Regions from separate parts of the Mus musculus genome. Here region 2 is linked to region 1. The links are chromatin loops, found by intact Hi-C in ENCODE. Cell type or tissue: gastrocnemius. All regions are shown on one strand. Region 1 overlaps Ccdc6 (coiled-coil domain containing 6). Region 2 holds the start of Slc16a9 (solute carrier family 16 (monocarboxylic acid transporters), member 9).

What was found. A loop is a pair of places that touch in the nucleus more often than their neighbours do. Peaks named below come from ENCODE experiments on the same cell type or tissue, not always from the same donor. Only the 100,000 strongest peaks of a DNase experiment are listed, where the experiment ranks them.
Region 2: it touches region 1 in a loop (4-fold over the local background); 1 of 42 quality-filtered maps calls a loop at or near these places.

What each region holds. Positions count from the first base shown.
Region 1 is chr10:70,171,005-70,175,004 of GRCm38, forward strand. The region is part of intron 5 of Ccdc6 (coiled-coil domain containing 6); the gene reads left to right. Among named protein-coding and RNA genes, the nearest start is that of Mrln, 32 kb to the right of the region's middle. In gastrocnemius, a CTCF peak has its summit at 2,485 (motif pointing right); a DNase peak (open chromatin) is centred at 2,487; H3K27ac peaks cover 537 bases.
Region 2 is chr10:70,242,998-70,246,997 of GRCm38, forward strand. Slc16a9 (solute carrier family 16 (monocarboxylic acid transporters), member 9) reads left to right here and starts at 2,279. Exons shown (of 6, transcript NM_025807.3): 1 at 2,279-2,381. In gastrocnemius, CTCF peaks have their summits at 2,058 and 2,259; DNase peaks (open chromatin) are centred at 2,057, 2,383 and 2,766; H3K4me3 peaks cover 2,266 bases; H3K27ac peaks cover 3,317 bases.

The DNA.
Region 1 (4,000 bases):
CACAGCTTTGACAGTGTCCACTTCTTCAGTAGTCTGGTAGAGAATAAAAGATTCGGGCTATTTTCATTTCTGCCTGTTACAGTTCTACACTGAATCATAAGTGACAGTTAAAGCTAGTCATCGGGCCGGGTGGCCTTTGTGATGGTGTTAATCTGTAGGATGCTAATGAATCTACGCAGGAGCTTCGCTGCACTCTGGCACTGTGAAGGGAGAGCCGTGAAGGCTGTTTGCCTTCCTGGTTGCTGAATTTAATCTCCGGTGACATTTGCACATGGTATTTGCCGAACAGGTGCTATTGAAATGCATACTTAGGATTTTGGAAAAGGCCAAGGTGTTGTAGAAATCAAGGTTCTGGGTTTTTGAGCCTGTCTAGGCTTCTCTGCATTTTTAGGGGTCTGCCGTACTTCTGATGTTTGGCTGCAGACGTTTCTTCCTTGAGGTAATACTGTCCGGGGAAGATCTTCCCTGTCTCTGTTACTTCCAGGTGAGCAGTCTGCGCAGGCGCACCTCGTATGCTCTCAGATGCGCGCACGCTTACAGAATTGCTTCATACTGAGAGCCACACAGTAAGCATGACCCTTTCTGCGTCTTTCTCTTTGAAAATGCTGTTAAAAACAGCTTGTCTTGCAGTTGGTTGTTTCTCCAAGCTTTTGACACAGCTGCCTTGGGACCTCCGTAAGGACCGACTATTCCATACATGAAATGGTCTTTTCAGAGGATTCCTTTTCAAAACATTCTTACTACATTTATTCATGTACCGCGTGTGCACGTGGCCTGGTGCTCACAAGTTGGTCAGAGAACAACTTAGGAGGGGGGAGGGGTAGGTTGTCTTCTCTCACCGTGTAGGGTGAAGAGATCCAGGTCACTCTGGCAGGCTTGGTGTGGTAGGTGTGTCCCATACCTGAAGGATCCTTTTTGTCTGATGATGTGCCCCAGCTACTGTGCTGTGCTTGCACACGAGTCTCTCTATGCACAACTGCCTCCTTGGGCAGATCCTGAGCAGGCCAGCCCACTCAGTAGATGTATACTGATGGTCTCAGGCCTCTACCTTCTGTCTCCCCTGAAGGTGCGTTCAGTAGTAGTAGTAGTAGTAGTGGTAATGGTAGTGGTAGTGGTAGTGGTAGTGGTAGTGGTAGTAGTTCTCTCTTGGATGGTAAATCTCAATCCTGGAGGCCTTCAAAAGTATGGTGTGTTCTTATTTTTACTGTAGCAAGCATAGGCCCAGTTGTGCAAATGGACCCAGGTCAGAGCATCTTGTGTGCAGCATTGGGCTCCATCTGTGCCTCTGCTGTGGCTCTCACATGTCCTCTCTGCTCTGCTCTCCCTCACACTCTGACTCACCCTTGTGTCTTACACACACCCTGATAATCCAGGATTCTCTCGCCACACCTGGATCCCTGGCATAATCACACCTGCAAAAGCCCTTTTGTCTTTGTTCGGTTGGGTCTGTAGGTAGCCCTGTAGCTGCGGCACTGGGTGGTTCTCTCAGTCCTTTGAGGACTACACTGAAGTCCTCTGAAATGTTCTTTTATTTTTTTTTAGTCCAAGTAATCTGGAGGTATGTCTCAGATGAGCGCCTCTAGATGCTCCACGAAACCAGATGAGCTAGCTCAGAATGTTCTGGAGTGGTAGGCAGCTTGGTTTGCACCTCTTCCCAGGCCAGCCAGCTTCCCTTTCTCCTTCCTCATTTGTGCTTGGCTGGGAGGCGCTGAGGGAAGGGAAGGACGCTTTATCCCCATCCCTTGGCACTCAGGGCCTGGTCTTTGAAAGGCCTGCAGATCTCCCTGAAGACATCTGTGAATGCTAGTGTGATACCCCCCACTCCACCCTACCTCAGGACAAAAAAAGCCTGGTTCAAAGAAGCTGTCGGCATTGGTCAGCTGGTTTTCATAAGGCTTAAAGCAGTGGTTCTCAACCTTCCTAATGCTGTGACCCTTTAATACACTTCCTCGTGCTGTGGTGACCACCCCCCCAACCAATAAATTGTTTTTGTTGCTACTTCATAACTATAATTTTGCTGCTGTTAGGGATCTTCATGTAACTATCTGTTTTCTGACGGTCTTCAGCGACCCTGTGAAAGGCACATTCAACCCCTCAAAGTGGTCTCTGGCTTAGGAGGCCGTGTTAATGGTTTATCCCGTCTTCCCTTGGTCTCCAACTCTGCATCACGTGGCTTGCTCCTCCTTGGTTGTAGCTGTGGCAGTTAAGCCCCTCAGCCTTCAGCCCTGACTGGAACAAGTCTCTAGACTTCTCAGTTTGAGTTGAGCCTTTCACTCTGCCTTGGGGCTCAGTCCCCATGTGGTCTGTACCTGGGAAGGGGACAGGGAACAGCCTGCTTGTCACTCTGAAGCTGATTTGGTGCCACCCTCACCGGATGGCACCTTTGATTACATTTCAGGAGGTAGCAGACTATAAGGGTGATGAGGGTAATCTCTGAGATCCAGAGAGCTGTGTGAGAGAGGAAGGTCACAGTGTACCAGCAGAGGGCGCCCAAGGGAGGCCTTGGGTCCTACACTTGGGTCCTGACACTGGGGGTGCACTGGGGCCCTGCTGGCATATGAGTTAAATTGCTGAATTGACAGGAAGCCCTGTAGTTCTACCTGGTGTGACATTCTTATCTCAAAGTTACTGAGTGTCTCAGCATTCCTCTGCTGAGAGTCCCCATATGCTAACGACTTACCCTCTCCTTGTATTTTTTGTTATGGTGTGTATTTTTGTCGAGGCTGACTTCAAATTCTCAGCACCCCTGCCTTAACCCACCCCCAGGTGCTGGGAATATAGACATGTATCTCATGCCCAGCCTGAATGGCAGTTTCTTCTGAAAATACAATGCTTCCTCTTAAATTTCTGTTCTTGGAGCCTTGGGAATCTTCGGCTCTGGGAACTTTTGCTCTGTCTTCGCCATCTCGCTCTGAGCAGTAGTCGTGATGCCCAGGGCCACCCGGTGCTCTCTGTTGAGCTCGGTTATAAATTGTGCACACAAACATGCTTGGGGAGACTGATTTTAAGCTGTTCATTTGAAAATCAAGCTTGGTAAATAACCCCCACCCCCAATCACTTCAGTAAAAAGACTTTGCATGTGGGTTAGGCAGCGGGAGTCTCCAGACTGCGTTCAGAACAGCTGAGAGATGTAGTGTTTAGTCTACGTAGTCGGGTCTAATAATCCGAGCATTTTAATTTCTGAAACAGGGTTCAGGTTGAAGAGACGGTTCAGTGGTTAAGACTACTGTTCAGGAGGGGAATCTTCCATTCCTAGCCGCTGTCGTCTCAGCTCGAAGGAACGGAAGTCCTCTTGCCTCCCTGGGCATTGCACACTAGTGTCATGGTCATCAGAAGTCACTGGGCAGGCAGGATGGCTCAGTGAGTAAAAAGGCTTGCCGCAAAGCCCAAGGACCTGAGTTTGATCCGTAGACCCATATGAGTGAAGTCGTTCCCAGAGGTTGTATGCACACACACACACACACACACACACACGAGGCTTACATACACTAGGTGGGAAAGGGGTTTTGTTGACTGTATAAAGTTCTCTTTTACAAGACTGTTACCTGTAGCTGAAGCTGGCACACGACTGAGAGTTGCTCCACTGAGCATGGAGGATGCGCTAATGAGCGTGGCAAGTCCCCCAACCCCCATGGTCTGTTTAGATTAGACAGGCAGTCTAGAGGGAAACCAGTGGGCCAGTCTATCTCCCTAACTGGGCTCCCTCTCTCCCAGCCCCCACAGTGGAGAAGGAAGTCTGACAAGGCAGCCAATGAAACTCAACTCCAGCTATGTCATGTATGCGCCTGGAGCCCCTGTCCTGTGAACGAGAGGGAACAGGGTGGAAACACCTCTCCCAGCAGGCCATTAGATTGTTTACTAAATTGTAGTTAATGTAACCCCTCTGTAAACCTTGAAACTTAGGCAAAATTTTAAACCCTGGTCTCCCGTGGTAGGCCAAGGCCACCCCAGTGTGGGGTAATGATTGCTTGGAGCACGGTTTTAATGGCAAGCTCTGGCT
Region 2 (4,000 bases), 72 kb after region 1:
CCTAGATCACTGGGCTCTCTTGCTTGTTCCACCACAGAGTGGCTAAACAGAGGACCTCAAGGGATGGGGGCAGGTGGCAACTTTCGAATGGCATCCAGGTGGCATGCCCTTTATTCCTGGAGCTGGCCTCCAAGCGCTAGAGCAACCTTGTAGCCACCTCACTCATTGAACAAGCCAGGCCTTGCCATTGCTTGAGTCTAGCCCTCAGGGTTCTGTTTCACAGTAAAGCAGGAACCTTGCCGTTGCATAAGGACACTCCTTCATTCTGTATGGACGGGCATGAACTGGCCTGAGTAGACAGGCCCCTCCCACTTACTGTTAAGAGACACTGGGAGCAGAAGGGAACAAACAGCCTGTGCTGATTTCACACAGCTGAGGATGCAAATAGGCAGGGTTTCCCAAACAGTTTCACAGACAGTAACTTGTTTGATCTGCACGTGAGGGCATCCGCATGTACTCTGGCAGCTGGAATCTATGCAGATCAAGGAAAGCTTTCCAAAGTACCTGTTCCTGAAGCACAGAGGGGGAGATGAGATAGGTTTTCAGGCAGCTGTAGATACCGTGAGTGAACACAAGTCATCCGTTCTAAATGAGACCACCATCGGGAGTGGATACAGAGCCCCTTTCTTCTTCACAAACACATTTTTAGGATGCTGACAGCTTTTCCTTTCTTTTTCCTCCCATAAGGTTTTTGTTTGTTTGGATACTACCTGCCTTCCATGGGCACTGTTTTGTTATTGTTTTTAATTGGTAGTGTTTCTTTTCAGATGAGGTCTCTGTAGCCCAGGCTAGCCTAAAATTCATTATGTAGCCCAGGATGGACCTGAACTCCCAGCGATCTGCCTCTTCAATTGGGTATAGGTGTGAATCACCACAGTGGGCTACTGTTACTATTAAGTATTTTTCTGATTTTTCTTCCACTTTGAGTGTGTGTGTGTGTGTGTGTGTCTGTGTGTGTGTTTCTCAGCAACAGTCCACCTTGGTTTTGAAGAGAGGGTCTCTAAGTGAGACCCGGAGCTTTCTAATAAGGGTAGCCTCTACCTCTTTGGTGCTATGGTTTTGACAGCAGCTGCAGTCATGCTTAGTTATACTTGGGTGCTGGGGGTGGCAAGTAAGCTCTCTCCGGGGACAAGAATAATATGTTTGAGAGGACTTCTCCATAACCTGAATAGAAAGGGGGTGTTGGAGAGAAGCGCTAAAGCCACTTCTCAGGGTGGTGGGCATGGCCAGATTCCGTACCTTTTCTGACTTCTCAACCCTCCCCCACTCTCCACGATGCAGGCAAGATTCTGAAAATATCATAGATAAGGAAATAAGCTGAAAAGACCTAGGTGGCTCAACTCTTAACTTTGCAGGAGGTAGTCCTTGCCGCCTAAGAACGCAGGCTTTGCGTGGTATGAAGGGAATTCTCACGCTGTTAGATAGACATAGTTCTCTTCAAGAATTCAACAGACAGAAAGTTAATGGGGCAGAGGGTGAGCACACGCCACATTGCAGACATATCCCTGGAGCGAACGGTGTCCACACATTCGTTAGCCCCTGGAACCCTAAAGTTTTCTGCAGTGGGCTTCGGTGACAGCGCAGAGAGCCATGCATGGTAGGTAGCTCCAGCGTGAGTTGCTTTGCACCACAGCTAGTGACAGCCTGGTTCTACTTCAAGACACCTGACGGTCTTCACATAACTTCTCCCTCCCTCTTCGACCTCCTGGACACCCGCCTTTCCCGCGGAGTTGTCCCAAAGGAAAGCCCTTGGCATCTTATACTCCCTACTGCCAAAGAGTACCAACTTCACAAAGTTCTAGGTTTCTAGTTCGCTTTCCTCTGGGATCTCTGCCCACGAGTACAGCTCTGGCCAGGAGGCTCCCAGCGACCCAGGGAAGCCAGGGAGAGCAGGCGACCCTTGTATTCAGTTCCACACAGGCTCCTCGCAAATGCACACGGTGCTTGGCGGGGGGTATGCGGGAGAGCTTCGGGAGACCAAGGGGACTCGGGTCCGGCCCTCCCCCCACTCCTAGCCGGGCCTTAAGCTACGGGTGTAGACGCAGCGCCCCTACCGCCGGCTTTTCCACCGCCTCCATCTCCTCCTCCTCCGCCTCCTCTTCCTTCCCCCAGCGGGCGTGCAGTCTCAGCCGGTTCAGACTGGCCAGGGTGCCCCTGCAGAGGAGATCTGAGAGTGGGACCACCCCGGGAGTGACTTCCCGGGGTGGGCGGTGGGGGTGGGGAAGGTGGAGCCGGCCGGGCGGGCTGCACTCCATGTGTCCCGAGGGCAGAGGGCGGCGGCCGTATATTGCGCGCAGCGGGACTGCTCGCCCAGCGCAGGGCCCGGATCAGCAGCTGCGGCCGGAGCTGCGCCCGCGGCCCCAGCCGAGGCCGGGACTCAGGTAAAAACCCCAGGAACTGGGAAGGTCCCGGCGGGAGCTGTCCCCTCACCCTGCAAACTGCACCGAAAGGAGGCGGTGCTGTCACCCGCGGGTGCACAGCTACCGGCCGGCTTCTGGTCTGCCCGGGCTGAAAGCGTCCTGAGAGCGCCGCGGAGCACTCTGCACCCTCTTCTAGAAAGAGTAACTGCCTCTGCAAAAATACTCGTAGGGTTGCCTTTTGCAGGGAGAATGGGGGAGATGAGAGCTCGGATGTCACCAGATGAGTCTCCTGGGATACCTTCTACGTGTGACCCAAGTGGGTCCTCACTTCCCAGAAGGCCGCTCCCGAGGAGGTGGGCTCAGGTGCTGGGGAGAATCCAGGCTGGGGCGCATAGGTTTGGTAAACTGCAAGGACAGCAGCTCACGTTGCGGGCAGATCCTGCTGGGTTCCGGGCAGGGCAGCACCCGGGCTGCGCTACAGGGTGTAGGAGCCTAACGGCCAGGCGGCTCCTCCGCCACCTGAACAAAACTTAGAAGGATTTTGGTGCGCATGCCTCAGCTCTGGTTCGCCTAGGGAACCCTTCTTTGGTTTTAGCCATGCACAGAGGCTTCAGGGGAAACAGCAAGCCATGGAACTTGACCATCAATCAGGTCGGGATTTTACTTCGTTCTTGGAATGTCAGGTCTATGCAGCACAAATGATCCGGAAAGTTTAGGCAGTGTTTACACTACAGATATTATTTACATATTATTTATGTTGATATCTTACTTGCCTCATTGGGCCCATCTGATGGGCTACAGCTCAGTGGTAATAGTTAGACATCTTGACTTGCCCAGATTGGCATGTTCACCTAGAGCAGAGCAGAGCAGAGCAGAGGCCACTCAGATACTCTTAGGCAACAGACGGAGTGAGCTAGGTTGGAGAAAGAAAGGGTGTGCCGATTGGTTACAGCCTCCGTTAAACACTTTGTGAGCGCAGAGAGTAGTGTCGGTACCCATTAACCACCCTCGACTAGCAAATAGAAATTAGACAATAAAATCTTTTCACCTGCCAACTGGCAATAACTTGTATATTCAGCACCGCCGATGTCCGAAGAGCAGGTTTCCTTGCTTCCCATCCTTCTGTGTTTGGGTAAGTGGAGAGACAGGGATCCTACTCGTCTCTAATGAAGGTTCTATAGAAAGGGCCAGGGGCGTGGTAAGATGGCAAAGAGTGACATTAGGAACTCTGGACTGGATTTTTAAATTTTTTTTCTTTCTTTTCTCTCTCTCTTTCTTTCTTTCTTTCTTTCTTTCTTTCTTTCTTTCTTTCTTTCTTTCTTTCCTCCTCCTCCTCCTCCTCCTCCTCCTCCTCCTCCTCCTCCTCCTCCTCAGGGTCGTGGTAAGATGGCAAAGAGTGAAATTAGGAACTCTGGACTGGATTTTTTTCTTTTCTTTTCTTTTCTTTTCTTTTCTTTTCTTCCTTTCTTCCTACCTTCCTTCCTTCCTTCCTTCCTCCCTCCCTCCCTCCCTCCCTTCCTTCCTTCCTTCCTCCCTCCCTTCCTTTCTTTCCTCCTCCTCCTCCTCCTCCTCCTCCTCCTCCTCCTCCTCCTCCTCCTCCTCCTCCTCCTCCTCTTCTTCTTCTTCTTCTTCTTCTTCTT